Regions from separate parts of the Homo sapiens genome. Here all the other regions are linked to region 3. The links are chromatin loops, found by intact Hi-C in ENCODE. Cell type or tissue: heart left ventricle. All regions are shown on one strand. Links, peaks and the distances in the headings refer to the core of each region. The heading gives the core; the rest is flanking DNA.

Region 1 (6,838 bases), core at 810-5,809, 68 kb after region 3:
TATTTTGTGAAGGGGGAAGTAGAGAATACGTGTAAAGCTCTTTAGGTAAGCCAAACACCTAGTCAGGTGTTCAAAAATGTGGATTATTATTATTTTCATTCAATAAACACACCTCTTTCAGCCACATCCACACATACTGTATTAGTCTGTTCTCAAGCTCCTAATAAAGACACACCTGAGACTGGGCAATCTATAAAGGAAAGAGGTTTAATGGACTCACAGTTCAGCATGTCTGGGGAGGCCTCACAATCATGGCAGAAGACTAAGGAAGAGCAAAGAGATATCATACATGGTGATAGGCAAGAGAGAACTGTGCAGGGGAACTCGCCTTTATAAAACCATCAGATCTTGTGAGACTTATTCATTACCATGAGAACAGAATGGGAGAAACCGTCACCATGATTCAATTATCTCCAGCTGGCCCCACCCTTGACATATGGGGATTATTACAATTTGAGGTGAGATTTGGGTGGGGACATAGCCAAACCATATCACATTCTCATTCAACTAGTATTCTGAGCACTGTTACGTGTATCATTTTGTTTCAGTCTTACAAGACTCCTGTGATATAGTCATTGTTTCCACTGTAAAGCTGAGGAACTGAGTCACAGAACCGATATGACTCGCTTGGTGCCTTGCAGTCTGTTGATTTTTGGGATAGACTTGAAAACCCCAATGTGTGCATCTGTTCCTGTTTGCATGACACAATCAGTGGTGTGACCTTCATGATGAACGACCCGCCAAGTGCAGGACAAGAAGAGCACTGGTGTGTGTGAACTTCATCAAGGCTCTTGGCAACTCGTCTACTTACCTCCACCTACAGCTACTTATCTGGGAACTCATTTGTGGCTTCCTAAATCCCTTTCCTTTAATTTTGTCTTACATTGCTTGCTTGCTTTCACATACCTCTCTCCTCCTCCAACTCCAACTGTGGCCCCCTTCATGATACCAGCCATGGTGGTGTGGGCTGGATAGGGCATGTCCAGCTTTGATAACCAATCTCTCCTTGGCCCACATGGACAAATACTCTAGCTCATCCCTGTGAGTCCCCAGAGACAAGATGTTAGGGTGGAAGGGATGAATGGTTCAGCAACCCTGGCTCCTAACAGACCTTACTTCCCCTTTGTCTTCTATGAAAACGGGAGTTGGAGCAGTTGATACGACGTTTGAAAACGAACTGCAATTGACTTCCATTCAGTGTGCACTCATGTTCCACAGGAACTCAGTTGATCTCAGTTCATCACCCAGGTTGGGGGTGAGTCATTTCCCTAAGCGAACCTTTCCTTTCCTGAGGATGGCTACTAGCTTATAGACACTCATTCATTTTGGAGTTACGAGGTTTGGCTCTCCCCAAAGCGTTAAATGGCCTGTAGAAGTGTTATTTGTGAAATTTAAGTGAACTCAGATGAATTTTATTTTCACTGCAACAAGCATTTATCACAGGCCTACAATGTGTTTATCAACAGGACACATATTTAGGGGATTAAAGGGACCAGGACACACACACTTCTACACATATTTGTGCATATATATATATATATATATATATATATATATATATGCAATATCTTATAATGTAGTCCCTGAACTCAAGAAGATTTGCTTCTAGCTTGGAGACCTTACAAAAGAAATAATTGGGGAACAGTCTGTGACATTTTCCAATTAAGGACCTAATGGAATGTATGGCCAAATGCTAGATGATTTGTTAAGAGCTGGAAGGACTGCTTTTCATGAATATATTTTGGAGCACTTTGTCCCTCTGACTGAAGGGAGATTTTATTGGGAAGAGGATGGAGATGTGGAGAGCTATTTTTCTAGAATGGAAGTGGTGGTATTAGGGAAACAATATTGGACTTTCAGGCCAAAGACTTGCATTTCAAATTTTGGTCTGATATTTGTTCACAGTTGGATCTTAAGCAAATTAATTAACCTCTCTGAACCCAATTTTCTCATCTGTGAGATGGAGTTAATAATATCCACTTTAAGGATTGCTGAGTAGAAGAAATGCAGTAATATATTGTGAGTGGATTCCGTAAACATTGAAGTGCAGTATTCACAGACGGGCAACTCTTACAACAATGACACCAACACGGCTCACCGGGATGTCCAGATGTGGGGATGGTAGGGAGCAAGGGAGGCCAGAGAATAGGTGTCCCTGGCTTTCTCACTGCTGTGCCTCTGGGACACGCCAGGCCTGACCTAGACCGGGGAGGATCAGAGAGGTTGCAGTGTGGACACAGAGCCTGGGGCATGTTGGAGCAGGAGTGGACAAGCGGCGTAACTGCACAGTGCTTTTCTAAGGAGCTTGATTTCCACCTGCAAAGGGAGTGGACGTCTTAATCAGGGAGTGACATTGTCTCACTGTGCTTGAGAAGATGGTTCTGAGAGGGTGTACTGTAAGGCCTAAATGTCTTAGTGCTGCCCTGACATATTTGAACCTCAGAGGACCCCAAAGTCCTAGCTCTGACTTCCCCTGCTTTTGCCAGAAACTCTCCCAATGGATGGGAGGGCCTCCCAACCCAGCTAGAGGCAGTATCGGATGGACTGGCTGCACTCACCCCATCCTCAGCCTAACAGGTTTCACTTCCTGCTAGCTCACCACATCATTCAAACAAGCCGATCTCACCCTCCCCTGAGGACCAGGGGGACCCCACACTCTTGGTACTATAAAGCCTGCCTCCCGCTTCCTCTGGTTGCTCACTGGGCTCCCAAATGCCGGCCCTGTATGGCCTGCAGTGTCCTCCTCCCCAGGCAGTGAGTAAACATGGCCAGTAAACAACTGTATGCCTCATCTTTCCTGGGTCATGTGTCTTGTGTTTGATGATTCTCGGAACCCTAGGGCAGGATCCCCTCCCGCACCCGTGGGGTGAAGACGGGGCAAGCAGAAGAGAGGGGTTCATCCTTGGGCTGCCCCGGCTACTCTGACCTGGTTTCAGTCACTCATTTCTTGCCTTGTTCCTTGGGGTCAATCCTTGTATGCCCATCCCAGACCCTGGGTCTCTGTCTCATGCCTTGCATGAGAGTTTCTGCCTTGGTTCTCTCCTTGTATACGCCCCTCCTTGTATGCAACCCAGGTTTCTGTGTCTGTGTTTGCATGGGTGTGCTTGCTCCTTTGACTTACACCATCTCTCTCTCTCTCTGGGAAGCTTCTGCTGTCCTTGATCCTTTGTCAACTCTCTAGTCTCTCCTCCCTTGGCATGTAGCATACAAAGCACAGGCTCGACCCACTCATCTGACACTGATCCCTATGGCCTTGTTTGCCATGTATCTTCTTATTTTAGATAAATTGCTTATCTGCCAAATTAAATGGTAAACTTCTTGGAGGTCAGCAGCCTGGTTTGATGCCATGTTTAAGAGTGTGTTAAGTTACAGCTTGCAAACTGGCAGTCCCAGTAAGATATGTTTTATATGGTCTACACATGTTTCAAAGTTTTTGAATGAGTTGCTACCTTTAATGGTTGGGAAATTTCATATAAAAATCTTTATTTTGAGCTTCTCAGGAGATCTGGTGATATGAGGATGCATTCTGACATAGCAAGCATCATCTGAGATTGCACAGCTTGGCCCCTTGCTTTGGCCAGGATTCCACTCAGCCCCTCTGCATTCTGCACTTGCCTGAGTTTCCTGTCCTGACAGGAAACCTGCTCTCCTCCTGTTGCTGACCTTCTGAGGCTGGCTGTCCAGCTTCCTGGGCTTCCTGCTATTGTATGTTGTAGCCGCAACTTGACAAAAACCCAGCCTTCCAAGTTGATACCTGGTCCATCTCCCAGTGGTTAAGACTACCCCTGCTAACATCCTCAGCTTAGCTGCATTCAACTTTTGCCTATATCACTACAATAACCTTCTCATTGCTCTTTTCTTATTCGCTCTTTTTTCTTATTGCAGTAAAATATACATAACGTAAAGATTACCGTTTTGTTTTGTTTTGTTTTGTTTTGTTTTAAGTTGGATTCTCGCTCTGTTGCCCAGCCTGGAGTGCAGTGGCGTGATCTTGGCTTACTGCATCCTCCACCTCCTGGGTTCAGGCCATTCTCCTGCCTCAGCCTCCCAAGTAGCTGGGACTACAGGCACCCACCACCATGCCTGGCTAATTTTTTTTGTATTTTCAGTAGAGACAGGGTTTCACCGTGTTAGCCAGGATGGTCTCAATCTCCTGACCTCATGATCTGCCTGCCTCGGCCTCCCAAAGTGCTGGGATTACAGGCATGAGCCACTGCGCCCGGCCAAGGTTACTGTTTTAACTGTGTTGAAGTGTAGAGTTCAGTGATGCCTTAAGCGCACTCACAGTGTTGTATAACCATCACCGTTCTCTAGTTTCCGAATTTTCATCATCCTATATTTCAAGCCCATACTCATTAAGTCACCACTCACCATTCTTCTGTCTCCTCGGCCTCTGGCAATCACAAATCGGCTTTCTGTCTGTGGATTTGCCTGTTCCGGGTGTGGCATGTAAATGGAGTGATATGATATGTGGGCTTTCATATCTGGCTTCTTTCATTGAACATAATAGTCTCAAGGTTCATGCAGCATGTATTAGTGCTGTATTTCTTTTTATGTCTGAGTAATATTCCATTGCATGGATATGCCACATTTTGTTTGTCCATTCATGGATTGATGAACATTTGGGTTTTTCCCACCTTCTGGCTGTTGTGAGTAGGACTGCTATGAACGTGGGTGGATAAGGTTTTGTTTGAATCTCATCTGCTTCTGCCTCCCACAACTCTCTTTTCCATAGGGCAAAATAGCCTTTTAGAAGAGATACCTGCTCTTTTCACCCCTTTGCCTAAACTTCAGTGGCTTCCCTTGTCTTACAGGATAAAATTGAAACTTATGCATGTGTTCTGCAGGGCCTTGCCAGTGCTGGCTTTTGCCCGGCGCCCCAGCCTGAGCCTCTCTCCTCCCTGCTTTGCGTATCTCGGCCACTGGGCACTTTTTTCAGTTTCTGGACTACAGTGGGCTTCCACTGCCTCTGGCCTGCCCCACATCTTTTTCAACTCAGCCTATAAAGTTCTCTGGATTCTTTTCCACCAAACTCAATCTTAATCACTCTTTAGATTTCAACTAAAAATTTCACTTTCTAGGGCAGCGTTTAACGACCTCCTGACTACATCCAGTCCCCCTGTTTTGCGTTTGCTCACAGCCTGCCCTTCTCCTTTGTAGCAAGTGTCACAATTGCGATGTAAGTGATTAATTGTGCATTCCCCAAAAAGTAAGACCAGGAGGGCTGATACTTGTCTTGTACACAGCTATAAATCCAGCATGCAGCTGGATTTCCTTAGACTTAGTACGTGCTCAACGTCAATTCGTCCAGTGTTGAGGGAGGCCAGCCCCTAGCCACACAGCCACCTTTGCTGGTCTCTGGCCTGGCTAGTCTTCCACACCTCCGCACGGATGTGCTCTGCACAGTGTGGGGCAGGAGCAGGGAGGCCCTGGGTCCTGTGGGGAATTTGGGGAATGTGCATGATTTCCTGTGAGAGGCATGCAGACGGCAATGTTCCCATGTTCTGTGATAGCTGCAAGGTGAGAGGTGCGGTCTTTTACTCAGAGACTGGAAAATAAGATGAAGGTGCCATGTGGGAAAATTGCTTTCATCTGGCTCATGACTGTTTTTTGTTAAGCAGAGGAACGCCAGCCCAAGCAAAAGCTAAGAATATACGATGGCTGAAATTTATTAAGCTTCAGGCCAATGTTCATACATTTGAAATGATGTCAGAGCTCAGAAGACAGAATCACTTAATCTCCTACAGAAGACTGAGAAAAGTTAGTACCCCATAGAAGATCAGTTCCAGGATTTTCCTCCTGGAACAAACACGGGGTGATTAAGGTATAGTTGTCTCTAGCAGAACGAGGGCAGTGGTAACCAGATTTGACACAGTCCCACAGACACCACGGTGGAGACTCCAGCTGGGCCACACTTTCATATGGAAAGAATGGATCTCCACAGGTGACTGAGCACTGTACGGAGACAGCATGTGGAGGGCTTCACTCAGGGGTGGTGTCCTGGGGCAAAGTGGGCTGCTGAACACCGGGCATGGGGTGAGCAAGGAAGGTCCAGCTAGACAGGTTCCCACTGGAGCCAGCCTTTGGGATTCCTGACTCTTCTGCAGCCCACAGGTATATATAGACTATTTTTTTTTTGACAGAGTCTCTTTCTGCTGCCACCCAGGCTGAAGTGCAGTGGCAAAATCTCGGCTCACTGCAACCTCCACCTCCCAGGTGTGAGTGATTCTTCACCTCAGCCACCCAAGTAGCTGAGATTACAGGCATGTGCCAGCATACCTGGTTAATTTTTGTGTTTTTAGTAGAGATGGGGTTTTGCCATGTTGGCCAGGCTGGTCCCGAACTCCTGACCTCAAGTGATCTGCCTGCCTCTGCCTCTCAAAGTGCTGGGATTACAGGTGTGTGTCACCATGCCCGGCCAGGTATATATAAACTCAGAAGGAGGAGCTTGCCTTGGTTAGGCATGTTTCCTAGAAAAGGTTTTGGTGAGGAGACGTTAATGATGAAGCAGTAATTGTCTTTTGGAATGGTGTTTGTCATCTGCTGTGTATGCCCCATGCCAGGTGCTGGGCTGCATTCCACACGTGCATCATTCCTGAGTCCCCACGGTGACCATCCCAGGTCAGTGCTCTGATCAGCCCCATTGTAGGGATGGAACCAAACTTGGAGAGAGTAAAGAACTTGTCCAAGAATATTGACTTAATAAGTGACAGAGGTAGGATTCAAACCTAGGTTTGTTAACCATACGGTGAGTTGGTGCTCTTTTGGAAGCTTGGGAACAGGCTTAGGAGCCCTTAGGATTCTGTCCTGTGCAGCAGGAAGGAATTATATATGGTGA
Region 2 (6,838 bases), core at 901-5,900, 86 kb after region 3:
CTCCTTAAATTCTCCCAACAAATCCATGAAGTCAGTACTATCATCATCCCTTCTTATGCAGCAGGAAACAGAGGCACATTGCACACTCAGCGGTTTCTGCGTGGGGTCTGGATTCATCACCAGCACTAGGAGCTTCGGTGTGTGCTCTTCCTCTTTACTGATCAGCTTCCTTCTCTTTAGATAAACAAAGCCCAAGGAGCTGACTGTGCAATGTGGTCTCCTGCTGGAGTGGTCTGCTGGCTTCTCTGTTTAGTCTCTGTGGAGAGACAGAGAGGGGTCTCATGAACGCTGGTCTGCCAGGAGTCTCTCCAGCCTGTGCGGCTTCTGTGCTTGTGGAGGGTAGATGTCAGGGGACTGGGCTGCAGAATGACCTGAGACTTCCATTCACCCTGTCAAGCCACAGACTTCTGAATGCTGCCAGCTTTCACCTTACAGAGAAAAGGAAAGGTGAAGTCATATTTTATGATTGTAGATTTTTCTTTTCTATGTGGAAGTAGAGTTCTACACTGTATCTCAAAGAAATATAGCCATATATTTTTAGCTAAGGCATGTATTACTTTAGAAAATAATTCAGTACCCAAATTTAAATACTTTTTGCATGGAAGTGTATGGCTTGGTCCCTTTAGCTGTGAGGACTCACATTGATCATGCAGATTCTTAGCACGTCTCTGTGCCTTCTTCAGGCCTGCTAGCAGGTTTCATGCCCAAGTCAAGGCTCTTACATAAGGAAATAAACCTGAAGAAATGTCAACGAGAAACAGCATTCAGTTGAAGAGCTCAGGAATTCAGGTGCCTTTCGCCTCTTACCAATAGAAGAGAAAAGTAGCCCAGTCAAATGGAAAGCACTTGTCATGGGCACGAGATACGTAGGAGGCATTCAACAGATGCCACTAACTGCCTCCTGTCTGCTAACAGGAGGGTCTGAATCAGGCAGGGTCAAGATAACAAATAGATTTAGCTTGGTGTGATGAGTCGGATCACTTGGTAGTGGGTGTATGGAGGGCTTCGATGAAAAGGGTCCTTAGGCTGAGACCTCACTCAGTGGGAAGGTGTGCAGGGATGGATTAGGACGTCTGCCATGGGTAAGCTGGGGCTGAGAGGGGCGTGCACAGTGCTTATTGAACTAGCAACACAGAACAGTAAAATTATGTATTCGAAACTAAGTCCTACTAAAAGTGCTCTTTCAACATTTTACAAACGTTAAACCATGAATTCTACCCACCCTAGGAGATACTTCTTATTAGGTTCATTTGCCAGATGAGAATTAAACAGCTTAAGTAACTGGTCCAAGGTTACATGGCAGTAACTGGGGGAGCCCAGATTTGACCTCATGTCTGTCTCATTTCAAAGTCTTCTTCTTTCTACCACTTTCTGCTGGCTGCAATCAGGAGGCAGCCCTCATGTTTTCTGAGAAGTCAAGTGCATATGACTGATGGTCTTCTTGTCCAGTGTGTCAGTGAAGGACATGGCATTTCCAGATCAGTAGAAGCTCACCTGCATATGGACATAGAGAAAATCACCAGTAGAAATACGGGTTGAGGAGCAATCAGTAGATCAACGGGGCATCCAGCCTTTCCTCTAATATTCCAGATGGACTGTCATCTTCAAAGTGACAAATTGGAAGGATATTCAGCTAATGGAAACATGGAGAACACCTTACATTTACTTATCCACATCCAGATGTTTAGGCTCATTTTTTTTGTTTCTTTTTGAGACAGGATCTCACTCTGTTGCCCAGGCTGCAGTGCAGTAGTACAATCATAGCTCATGACCGTCTTGAACTCCTGGCTCAAGTGATCTTCCTGCCTCAGTCTCCCAAGTAGCTGGGACTATGGGCTGCAGCACCATGCTTGGCTAATTTTAAAAAAAAAGTTGTAGAGATGGGGTCTTGCTATTTTGTCCAGGCTGGTCTTGGACTCCTGGCCTCAAGCAATCCTCCTGCCTTGGTCTCACAATGTGCTGAGATTATAAGCCAAAGCCACCGTGCCTGGCTTCACTTGTTTTAATAAATCCTGAATTATCTGGGTTGTTGGCTCGTGATTTATTACTTTGCTAATCGTGTTTTAGCATGGCCTAGTGGTAAAAGAAAAATTTTAGAGTCCCTCTCTCCTAGTTCTTTCCTCCCATTTTGTATTAACTGAAAAATAAAGGTCTAGTTTTGGCCATGGCTAGTCTCTGAACTGCCCAACTCTGCACTAAATGTGGCTGATGGTGGTGGATCCAGCTTTGTTCATGAAGATCAACAAGTCACATCTGGATTCACATCTTTACCTAAATGTAGAAAACCTCAATTTTCTTGGATCTGCCTGATGTACCTCTATCTTTTGCTGTATTATTTTTTCCTAAATATCTCACTCCACCATCTCACGCCTCCACGTTTCTCTTTTCTCCAAAAACTTAACAACAAAAAGATGTGCTTCTTTCCCCCACTAACCTTCTCCACTAAAGCAAGGAGTTTACGAATTTCAGAAATATACCCTCCTTTTCTTTAATGTGATCCAATGCAAATTTTTTGAATAAGCATGACATGCAAATGATCAGAACATTTTAAAACAGTAATGCCTTCAGAGACTGCATGTTTTAACTTCTCCTTTTCAACAAAGCCAGAGAAAGCTCAGTCTCCACACCAAATAAGGAGCATGCGTTCAGGCACACACGCGCACACCCAGGCTTCCTTCCACCCCACCACACCCTCCTTTTTTTTTTTTTTTTTATTAGAAAACACTTGAAACTTATCATATGCAGCAGATGGGAGTAGAAAATGCAACTTGAAGACAGTTTTATAAATATATCCTTGATGTCTGTTTTGCTTTTCAATTTGCAACGAAAAGTACAAAGGTAGACCGGCGCGCCAGTGAGGGCCGCCTGTGTCTCTTGATATCCATTCCAGATGTTGGCTAGACTTCGTGGAGCCGGGCTTATGGCACGGGGGCTGCAGCCTGGCCTCCTCCTCCAGGTGGGATGCCTCACGCTGATTCCCCACATGCTCCCAGCCTTGTCCAAACACACTAAACTCCACCACCTTTCCTGACCCTAATTTACCTTCCCTAATTCCTGGCTCTCTGGGAGGGGAGTGTCTAGAGACAGGGCCCCATCATATGTTCCTGTTCATCACCTTTCCTCTTCAAAATGAGAATCTTAAAAAAGGAAAAAAGTAAATACAAAGGAAAAAAGAACCCTGGTGCTGTTCGCCAGCCAGTGAGTGACGCCGGCTGCGTATTCCTTTCCGAGATGGTGAGAGGCTGGAGGTCCATTCCACCCCAAGGCCTGCCTCAGCGCTAATGGTGGCTCTGTGTTTGCACATGCTTGTAAAGGATTTCACTCTGTAATATGTTGACTTCCTGATTAAACAATGCAAAGCACAGGAGGAGGTCATAAATCCTGGAGGCGCCAACTTCATTTATCTGAATGTTGGTTACTGTCTAGTGTGGGTAAACAAATGCCAAGGGCATTTATAACCATCTAGGGGGCACCAAGGAGGGGGCCCTGCCCCCTTTTCAGAGAGAGAGCCTTGTCTGAGAGAGAGCCCAAGTCGCTGTCCCTCAGTTCATGCATAGTCCCTTGGGTGGGTACTGCAGAGAGCTTGCAAGGAAGCTGGGGGAAGATTGTCCACAAAACCAAGAGCCGCTGACGGCGCCAGGGCGATTCAGGACACCAGTGGGTGGGGTGGTGGGGACCCATCCACTCTCAGGATGGCACAGTTCTGTACAAGATTTTGTAATAGGAAAAATTTGTAAGGACACAAAAATTCCAGGGAAATTACCAGGAATGACACTCGTTGAAGGTCATGAAGGCCGTTTTCTCCCTGGTAGGTTTCAAAGCAGGAAACGAACTGCACTTGGCGTCACAGTACAAATGGGCATATTCCTCTGGATAAGGGGCAGAAAACAGATGCTGGGGGACGTCTTGCTTTTCCTTTTGCTTCCTCATATAAAAAAAAACCACGTCTTAATTGGCTGTGTCTTTAATATTTTGAATCCTCTGTGTGTGTGTGTGTGTGCGTGTGTGTGTGTGTGTCTGAAGCTGGCGGGAGGCAGGAGGGAGGCAGCAGAGAAATACAGCAAACCATGAAGGAGATTATAGGAAGAAGAAAAACAAAAGTCTGAATTTGGGTTTGCCTTGCTGCTTTGGAGTTCAGATTCTCAGCGATGTGTGTTCAATATAGTAACTTGAAGCTCCACTGAGGTATTGCTAGGGTATCGTTCATTCGTCCTCCAACTAGCAGTGTGTCCTTGGACATGCCACTGAATTAACTGAAACTTGATTTTTTTTTCAACTGTAAATGAGGAAAATAGGGTACCTTGAGGTTTAAATAAAATTTTTAATAAGTGTAGCAGAGTGCTAGAGAAGAAAGTGTTCTTACTACATTTCAGAAATGCAGAATTCAGCAGAAGGGTGATCTATTTAAGACGTGAAATTCTAGAGTTTCCTGTGATAAACCAGTTTTACCTGTCATTAGATTTATTTTCACAGCCCCGTTTGAAGTCTGAGCATGCAGGCAAGAGTAGAGGCAGCATTCTGCGCACCGTGGGGAAGAGCGCCCCCGGGGGCTGTGTTCTAAACGGGGAGACAAGCCGTGGACACATTGGCGGTCCATTTTGGCAAAATGAGCTTTGTTCTGTGGCTTCACTGTCTGGCTGAGGAAAAGGATCCTGGGTATGAGAGAGGCTGGGCTTGGATGTTCCAGTGGGATCAGCTGTGTGTCCATGGGGGGAAACCTGGCGGGCGGGTGCTATGTCCTGCTCCCATTGCTCTGTCTGCCCCAAATCTGTTTCCTCCATTCCCCACTGCTCAAATCTGAGTACCCCCGGATTCTAGCTCAGATGTCTCCTGTGAAATCTTCCCCAGCTCCTGGGCTAAACTCAATCACTCCTTACACCTCCCCAGCCCCACACATTCCTCTTTGTTGTTTTATATTATTTTTTGTTGTACTCTTTCAATGCGGCTGTCTCAGAAGAGCAGGCAGGCTGGGCGTGTCCCACTCTGCCCCACATCCTGGGCGAGGGGGAGCTGTTCCCGAGAAGAGTGGGCTGTCCATGGGAAAGGGAGAGGTGAGAGGCGCTTCCTGGGCCTCCAGGGCGTTTTCCACCCTGCCTCGCGGCCGCATCCAGCAACACAGCAAAGGAGGTGGTGGTACCACATTTGGGGTCAAGGGACTAAGGTTTAAAGAGGTTTATTAACATGCTCAAGACCACACAAATAGTATGTGAATCCAGGTGTTTTTCATTCTATATCCCTTAACTGGACATGACTCTATGGGAAAAAACCCACAGCCAGGACTTGGGGGAGCAGCTGGTCACAGCCAGGGATGTTGCTTAGAGCAGGTGGCCCTGGCGTGTGGCTCCCTGCCCTGTACATCAGGGTTGTTGCAAAATCGGTTTGATGCAGCCACGGTTCAGACCGGCCAGCCTGCTAGCCATCCCACAGGAGCACACAAACGTCTGCAGCTGCATGGCTGGGTCTGAGGACAGCCTTCCCCAGCGGCTCCCTTAGAGAGCTCGCGTGACAGCACATGCACAATAGTGCTGACGATGCACACCAAGTGACCAAAACCAGGTGCGGTTTGGCATCTGGAATAATGCTTACTATTATTTAGCATTTGCCTGGGATTGCAGAGGAAGTGCTGCTAGGCTTCCAAAAGGACAGGAGTGAGCGATTGTCAAGGGTAGCTCCACGGCGATGTTAGGAGACACTGTGACTCAATTGCAGCCTGGCAACTGGTTGTCAAGGGGAAAATATTCTAGAGCTGGATCGACAAATGACTACAGCCTGTGGCCAAATCTGCACCTCAGCCTGTTTTTGCACAAACCAATGCAAACAAACGAATACAAGACAGAGACCCTATGTGGCCTGCAGAGCCTGAATATTTACGATCTGGCTCTTTACAGAAAAGGTGTGCAGACCTCTGTTCTGGAGCACTGTTTTCTTGTTTTTCAAAGTACCTTCCAGACATATGCATATTCAGGCTAGAAGGATGCTGCAGCCAGAGTATGGGAAATGTTGGGGTGAGAAAAGTTAACCAGAGAACTGCACTGAAGAGCCTTGACATCCCCAAGTTCATTTGGCCGAGGCTCTTTCTCCATGGATCACCTTGAGGACAAGTGTTCCAAGAACTGTACTTTGAGAGATGCTGATGTAAAAATTTTTTTTTCTCTTATTTTTTTATTATTATTATTATACTTTAAGTTTTAGGGTACATGTACACAATGTGCAGGTTAGTTACATATGTATACATGTGCCATGTCAATGTGCTGCACCCATTAACTCGTCATTTAGCATTAGGTATATCTCCTAATGCTATCCCTCCCCCCTCCCCCCACCGCACAACAGTCCCCAGAGTGTGATGTTCCCCTTCCTGTGTCCATGTGTTCTCATTGTTCAATTCCCATCTATGAGTGAGAACATGCGGTGTTTGGTTTTTTGTCCTTGCGATAGTTTACTGGGAATGATGATTTCCAGTTTCATCCATGTCCCTACGAAGGACATGAACTCACCTTTTTTATGGCTGCATAGTATTCCATGGTGTTTATGTGCCACATTTTCTTAATCTAGTCTATCATTGTTGGACATTTGGGTTGGTTCCAAGTCTTTGCTATTGTGAATAGTGCCACAATAAACATACGTGTGCATGTGTCTTTATAGCAGCATGATTTATAGTCCTTTGGGTATATACCCAGTAATGGGATGGCTGCGTCAAATGGTATTTCTAGTTCTAGATCCCTGAGGAATCGCCACACTGACTTCCACAATGGCTGAACTAGTTTACAGCCCCACCAACAGTGTAAAAGTGTTCTTATTTCTCCACATCCTCTCCAGCACCTGTTGTTTCCTGACTTTT
Region 3 (6,838 bases), core at 1,121-6,120:
GGTCCTACCCCTCTGTTACATCCATTTTCTCATCTGATTCTTGCAAGGACCCCAGCAAGTAGGAGGGACTGCTGGTATCATTCCCCATCTCACAAGTGAAGAAACTGAGGCCCAGAGAACGGAACGTGGCGGGTGCCAGGTCCCAGGGCGGATGCTCACTGCGCCTGCGCCGGCTGTGTTTCCCACCCCCACCCAGGCTGCCGCAGTACCTACCAAACCTTACGTGTGCGTTGAGATCAGAAAATGGGCAATTTTCTCAGCTCCTCAGGCTCCAAGGTGCTGGCAACACGTGAAGGAGGTCAAATTGCCACCAGTGGGACGAACACACTTTTCACAGTTCTGTCTCTTCCAGCCTGCTGAGGATGTGGCTGCCAGGTCTGTTTTGGGGCATTTTCTTCCCTCTCGCTGTGCAGTTTCCCTCATTGTGGGTTCAGCTCCATCATCCTTCTGGTGCCGTCCCTGCTGGTCCCTCCCTCTGGTCTTCCCTTCATATCAGCTTTTCTTAGTTGGAAGTCCCCTTTGACACAACGCTCATGTGGTTTGATGCTTTAAAAAGTCTCAGCTCTGGTGAGTTTCTTCTCCCTCCAAGAAGCCTTCAGGGCTTTTCGAGGGCTCCCCAGAGTCTAGCTCAGAGCCTGGCACACAGAGGGAGGTGGAGTTTGTGTTTGTGGATTTAATGTGATTAACATGATTGAAAACATGGGTCGGTCACATTTGGAAATGCCCCAGTCTCCTAATAGTGTTTCAAAGGGAGGCGGACAGGGAGGCCCTTGGGGCCTGGTAAAGTATCCCAGTGGAATCCTTCCAGGCCCCTGCTGTGCATGTCCCCGATTCTTGTCCAAAGCACAATAGGGATTTTAGTGGGTGTGATAACGGCCCTGTGATTCAGAGGCTCAGCTTGAACACAAGCAGTTTCCTCTATTCAATTCCCCACCAGGGAGGTTTCCTGGTGAGAACATGGAGTTTGTTTGATAACACCCATCTTGATTTAGTACTTTTTTATTTAAACCCTGTGCAGGGAGCCTGAGCTCACAACTCCTGTCTTCTGAAAAGACTGCTGAAGCGCACCTGGATTTCTTTTGCAGCATTTGTAGAAAGGGGCCTAGCCACGGTCATTGCTACGTGGAATTGTGCACTAGGGTAGGAAAGAAGGACTCATTGGTGTGCTTTGATGGCTGTGCATGGAGGAAACGAGAGCTGGCGTCTGGTCACTACTGTGGACCTAGATGCGTCCCTTGCAATTTATACATTGAAGTCCCAGCCCCCAACATGGCTGTGTTTGGAGATAGGGCCTGTAGGAGGTAATAAAGGTTAAATGAAGAGTTAGGGGTAGGACCTTCATCCTCCAGGACTGGTGTTCTCATAAGAAGAAGAGACGCCGGGGTTCTCTTTCCATGCATGCACAGGGGAAAGGCCATGTGGGGCCACAGGGAGAAGGTGGCTGTCTATAAGACAAGGTGTCAGACCTCACCAGAAACCAAACCTGATCAGGGACTTCCAGCCTTCAGAATGGTGGCAAAATAAATTTCTATTGTTGAAGCCACCCATTTGTGGTATTTTGTTATGGCAGCCAGGACAAACAAACATGGTCGGTAATCATTGTTCTTGGGACAGTTGGACAGAACTTGTGAAACTAGAGGAGCAGTGAGAAAAGAAAGAAGCCATCAGTGTCACTGGCCTGTGTATTTGTGGCAGCCCTGAGACCCTGGGATTCTCATCCTGGAGGTTGTAGAACAGGGGATTGGTAATCTGGAGATGGTCCGTGAACTCTCAGGCCAGGCCTTCACGAGAGACGGGGAGATGGAGGCACAGGGCGCGTGGACGAGGCTCCAGGCAGCCCTGGGCACTACCTGCCAGGGCCAGCTCCTTCCACTGCCCCCATGAAGGGCCAGCCCTTAAGTCATTGTTTGGCCTCTAATGAGCCAACTCTGAGTGCAGATTCAGAAAACCATCTGTAGCTTCAGACCTCAATGACCTGAAGCCACACGGAAAGGAGAAATAGTGATTCTACAGCTCACGTTTGTCAGGCTTTTAGCTCACATTTACAGAGTGCTTTAGAATGTACTGAATGCCTTTCTTACACACTATCCATTTAGCCCTCCCAGAATCCTCTGTAGCTAGATAGGGGTGGACGATGCAGTCACTCAGGTCTGTCCTACTCCCAAGGACATTGCCACTCACATTGCCCCATATTGCCTCCCACTTGGCACTAGGCTTTGTTAGACACACTCTCCTCTCCTATGAGGCCAAATCCTCATGTCTCAGTGAAACATTCTAACCTGTCCTTCCTGCACATCGGTCACTGGCTGCTTCCATCGGCCCTGGAGTTTAGTTCAGGTACTCCTGCGGACTTTCCTGCATTATCTGTTGTGCCTCAGGGACCAGGTGGGAAGGTGCTTCTGGAGCCACAGTGCTGAGCCAGGTGCCTTTTCCCTCAGGGAGCTAAAAGGGCCCGCATAGCGCAGTGGGAAATGGATTCCAACTGCTGGGAAGCTGGGAGCTTCTCAGGGAAGAGGCAGCGCAGGAATTGGTCTTTGATGAATAGCAGAATCTGAACAGCAATGGAGGAGAGACCAGAAGGTGAGAGTCCAGGAGGGGCACAGTGTGGGCTGTGCACAGAGGGCAAGGGACCCCATGGGGCCCTGACTTGCTTGCTCTTCTTGGGTTGGTTCATGGGGTGAAGGGCTTGGGGCCTGGGCTCTCCTGTTGAACTGCAAAGAGGTTGAGCAGCATGGCAGTACTACAGGCCCTTCGCCCCTCCAGCCCCCTCCAGTCATGCTCTCCTCTCTGCCCAAAGTCCCTCTCTCCTGCTCATTCTGTTTCAATTTTTTTTGTTTGTTTTTTTTGTTTTTGTTTTTTTTTTAATTTTAGTTTTATTTTGTTTTTAGAGACAGGGTCTTGCTCTCTTCCAGGCTGGAGTGCAGTGACATGATCATAGCTCATTGCAGCCTTGACTTCCATGGGCTTAAGGAATCCTCCTGTCTCAGCCTCTAGAGTAGCTGCAACCTCAGGTGTGTAGCAGTAAACTTGGCAACTTTTCTTGGGGGGGGGGTACAGACAGGGTCTTTTTATGTTGCCCAGGCTGGTCTCAAACTCCTGGCCTTGAGCGATCCTCCCACCTTGGCCTCCCAAAGCGTAAGCCACCATGCCTGCTCTCTGTTTCAATCTTAATCCCAAAGCCTGGTCCATCCTCTGTAGCCAGGAGCTCTTCTCTGCACCTCCAAGTTGGGATAAATAAATGCCACTGCTCTGCACTCACCTCCACTGAGCACTTCCCACACTTCTGATGTGGCAAATGCCAATTAGATAGTCAGGGCACACGGGCCAAACAAGCTCAGCTGAACAGAACCTGTTTAGGTAGACTGGGTATAAACAGCACCTTGAAGGAACTGTAATTCTGGCAGCTTATGGGTACTGAATCCCAAAATGGATTTAAGGGCAACAGCAGCCCATGAAACAGTTGGGGTGAATGAATGAAACACAGCAAAGCAAATCGCCCCTTGGCATTAGTGTGACAGAACCGAGTGCACATTTGGGTTCTTTTGCTTATTAACAAGAAGACTGTGAGAAACTTCTTTTTGTAGCCTTAGTTTTTTTTACTTCATGGAATTCTTGGGTGTACAGTGCCCGGCCACAGCTCCCTAAATGGATCTATTCCTACACGGATGGGCTGCTGTCTGTTTCTGCAGTGCCAGGATGCCTTCTTTCTGGCGCCTCCAGACGGTGACCTAAACCAGCCTGTGAACTGTGCTCAGTTATGTGGGGAACGTCCTGGAGCCAGTTATGTCTGGTGCACCGGCTGCTGGCCCAACTGTGATGAGGTTAAATATAACATCGATGACTTCACGGGAGCCTGCTGGAGCGGCTGTGCCTCCTGGCACGGCGCCTCCTCTGCCCACTGTCCTGTCCACTGGGCACAGAGCGGCCGGCCAGCGGGTGCAGCTCCTCATCTGCAGAGCCTCTAAAGGACCTTCCTGCTCTGAGATGTCGGGATTCCCCCAGAGGCTAACGGGAGAAGGCAGACATCAGAGCTGTGGTTGCCGTTTCTTCCCTTATTTCAGACCCAAGTGTGTGGGCATCACGTCACATATGTTCCAAAGAGTGGTGTGGGCCTTCTGTGAGGGTTAGAAATGGCCCGGTCCAGGGCAGTTCTGGAGCTTGGGTATGGTGGTGGATGGCAGGGCTGGAACCAGAACCGGGTTTCCGGCCTCCTGGTCCTGTGCTGGGCAAGGCACAGTGCCAGGGCAATCCCACCTTGATGGCACCATTACTCATCCCTAGAGTTCACAACACCAGCTCAGGGCCTCGTCATGGTTGCTGCCAGCATTCCGTGCCAGGAGGAGGGACATGGAATAGGCTCATGGGCAACTTCCTTCCTGGGAGACAGTTTTTTGAACAAGCTGAGCTGACCGGGAAGAGTCCCCCGTGTGGTTCTTGGGGCTGAAATAAGTAAAATAATCCCCACCACTAGCCCCAGGAAAAATAAACAAACAAACAGACAAACAGGCAAAATACCCATTACAAAATCTAAAACCCTTCTTTCTTGAAAACGATACTCCTGCTATTGCTGTTCAAGGACCACCTGCGTGCCCCTTGGGGCCCACTGAGCACCTGCCTTCATTCTCTCCTTCATTTACGGACTCGGTCCACCCACACAGCTCACAAACCCAGGTCATCTAGGGCCCTGGATGATGGAGTCCACAGAATAAACCCCACATTCTCCTAGTTGCCACCACTCACCACACCCTCCCGTCCTTATCTTTATTCGACTCAAGAGACCAGCAGTTATCGGGCAAGGTGCAGAGGTTGGTACCGTTGGCTTTTGGGCTTCTGTAATGTGCTAGTCTGGGTTCTGCAATTAGAGTCTAACTTCCGAGAGGGTGGAGACTTCTTTCTGTAACCACATCCCACAGCATCCTGATGAAGAGGGATTTTATGAAGTCTTTATTTAATGTTTTAATAATTATTATATAATAAACAAGAAACTTAAAAAAATTAAAAAAACAGTTGTGCTGTATACGTGATGCAAAGTTTTACCTGAGGAAAAGAAGCTTTATTTCTAGTGAGGAAAATAGTGTAATAGTCACAGCTACCATTTCATGTGACACACTCGTGACCTCTAATAATCTCGACAATCCTGCAAGATATGGATGATTATCCCATTTTAAAGATGAGGAATCTGAATTTCACACAGAGTAGCAAATACAGTGAGTTGTTGCATGTCTTCAGATTCCAAAGCCTGTGCTCTTTCCCTGAAGCCGTGCTACTTATTATTTTGTTCTTTGTGTTCATCCACATTTAGATTTAATGTAGAAGATCAATGCACATGTAATTTTGGTGCATACAGAAGCACAGATAGAAAAGCTAGATCTTATTCTCATGGGAAGGACACACACTCAGGAAGGGTGGTTAGCAAGTCAAGAGAGTAAATGACAAGCACTAAATGAGAAGGACAGAGAATGTGTGTTGTATAGAATCGTTGTGTTGAATTTTTTTTTTTTTTTTTTTGAGAGAGGATCTCACTTTGTTGCCCAGACTGGTTTTGAACTCTTGGCCTCAATCGATCCTCCCACCTCAGTCCCCCAAAGTGCTTGGATTACAGGTGTGAACCACCACGCCTGGCATCTGTGCTCCTCTCTAAAACTAGTGGTGCAGCTAGAAACGGGTGCCAGGAATGTTTGCCAGAACTGGATTTTCACGTTCCCTCTCTCTTGCAGGCAATTTTGACCTAGTGATCTTATAGTTTTATCTCAGAAATATGGCTATTATAATTTGCCCCACCCCATTCAGCTTGATTGTTTCAATTTTAGCTAATAGAACAAATCATTTTGAGAGAACTGATCTATACAGCTCTTGCTTTGGGAGTGGTGGGGTGCAGACGCTTGACCCAGGCCGAGCCAAGCCAGCATAATGAGAGACAACACCCATTAGATTTGCTGCTTTTCCTGAACTCTGATTCTAACAAAAAGGCAGGATAACATTAATGATTAGGGCATCCACTTTCACTAAATGAAATAGCCTCCCTAAGAGTTCTACTCATCAAAATCTTGGGAGTCAGAGGTCACACACCTGCACATCCTAATGAGATTCATTAACGCCAGGAGACCAAGGCAGTTTGCAAAGGGACGTTATTGTGGCTATTCTCTCCCTTGACAAAGGGGTGGCTTTGTCAATTTGCCTTCCTTCTGTCCATGCCTATCATTAAAATAGAAGTGGGGGCAGGGGCTGGAGGGAGAAACCCTCCACTAACTGCTTCCTGGAACTTGAAGAGGCTCAGCTGTTCCATGGACAAAAATGAATTCAGCACGTGGCACATGGCTGGATGGATATTCCTCACGACTTGGAGAGACTGCCAATTCAAGCGGAGTCTGCATCCTTCTAGAGGCACAGAACACTCAGGGAATGGTGGTGGCTGTTCTGACAGCATGTTCCTCTTTAGTGTGAAGCCTTCGTGTGAGTCTTTGAGAAGAGTGCACGCTCCCCACAGCTGGTGTGAGTGTGCTTCAGACATTGCTCTCCACCCATGAGGACGCATGGGACCCACTAGGGCATGTGACTGTGACCACATCACACACGGCCAAAGAATGTAAGCCATTGGAACAAGCTGGGTAGTTCGCAGGCAAGGAGTATATGGTTTGTGTCTGTCTGTGTTGAGGCTGTGACAGCACACCTCCATCTACCCAGCACTGTTAGAAAGTGTTCAGCCAAAGCCACCTATCCTGTCTTTGTGGATCTGATTGAGTTTGCCAAGTTAATATGGGAATGTCCTGACGTTACTGTGTATGGGATTCCCATAATATCAAAGATTTTCAGTTCAAGGGATGGCAGTGGAGTGGAG

Evidence for each region. Hi-C counts contacts between places; a loop is a spot of excess contacts. Peaks named below come from ENCODE experiments on the same cell type or tissue, not always from the same donor. Only the 100,000 strongest peaks of a DNase experiment are listed, where the experiment ranks them.
Region 1: a loop joins it to region 3, with 2.4 times the contacts of the local background. A loop is called at or near these places in 3 of 110 quality-filtered maps.
Region 2: a loop joins it to region 3, with 2.5 times the contacts of the local background. A loop is called at or near these places in 7 of 110 quality-filtered maps.

What each region holds. Positions count from the first base shown.
Region 1 is chr2:8,148,917-8,155,754 of GRCh38, reverse strand. The region is part of intron 7 of LINC00299 (long intergenic non-protein coding RNA 299); the gene reads left to right. Among named protein-coding and RNA genes, the nearest start is that of LINC00298, 180 kb to the right of the region's middle. RefSeq lists enhancers at 2,433-2,482, 4,890-5,390, 5,391-5,891. In heart left ventricle, for the core only: no CTCF peak of the experiment used is centred there; no DNase peak of the experiment used is centred there; H3K27ac peaks cover 314 bases.
Region 2 is chr2:8,131,277-8,138,114 of GRCh38, reverse strand. All of the region lies in intron 7 of LINC00299 (long intergenic non-protein coding RNA 299), which reads left to right. Among named protein-coding and RNA genes, the nearest start is that of LINC00298, 160 kb to the right of the region's middle. In heart left ventricle, for the core only: no CTCF peak of the experiment used is centred there; DNase peaks (open chromatin) are centred at 2,884, 3,628 and 5,444; H3K27ac peaks cover 3,588 bases.
Region 3 is chr2:8,217,213-8,224,050 of GRCh38, reverse strand. The region is part of intron 7 of LINC00299 (long intergenic non-protein coding RNA 299); the gene reads left to right. Among named protein-coding and RNA genes, the nearest start is that of LINC00299, 110 kb to the left of the region's middle. In heart left ventricle, for the core only: a CTCF peak has its summit at 3,716; a DNase peak (open chromatin) is centred at 3,860; H3K27ac peaks cover 960 bases.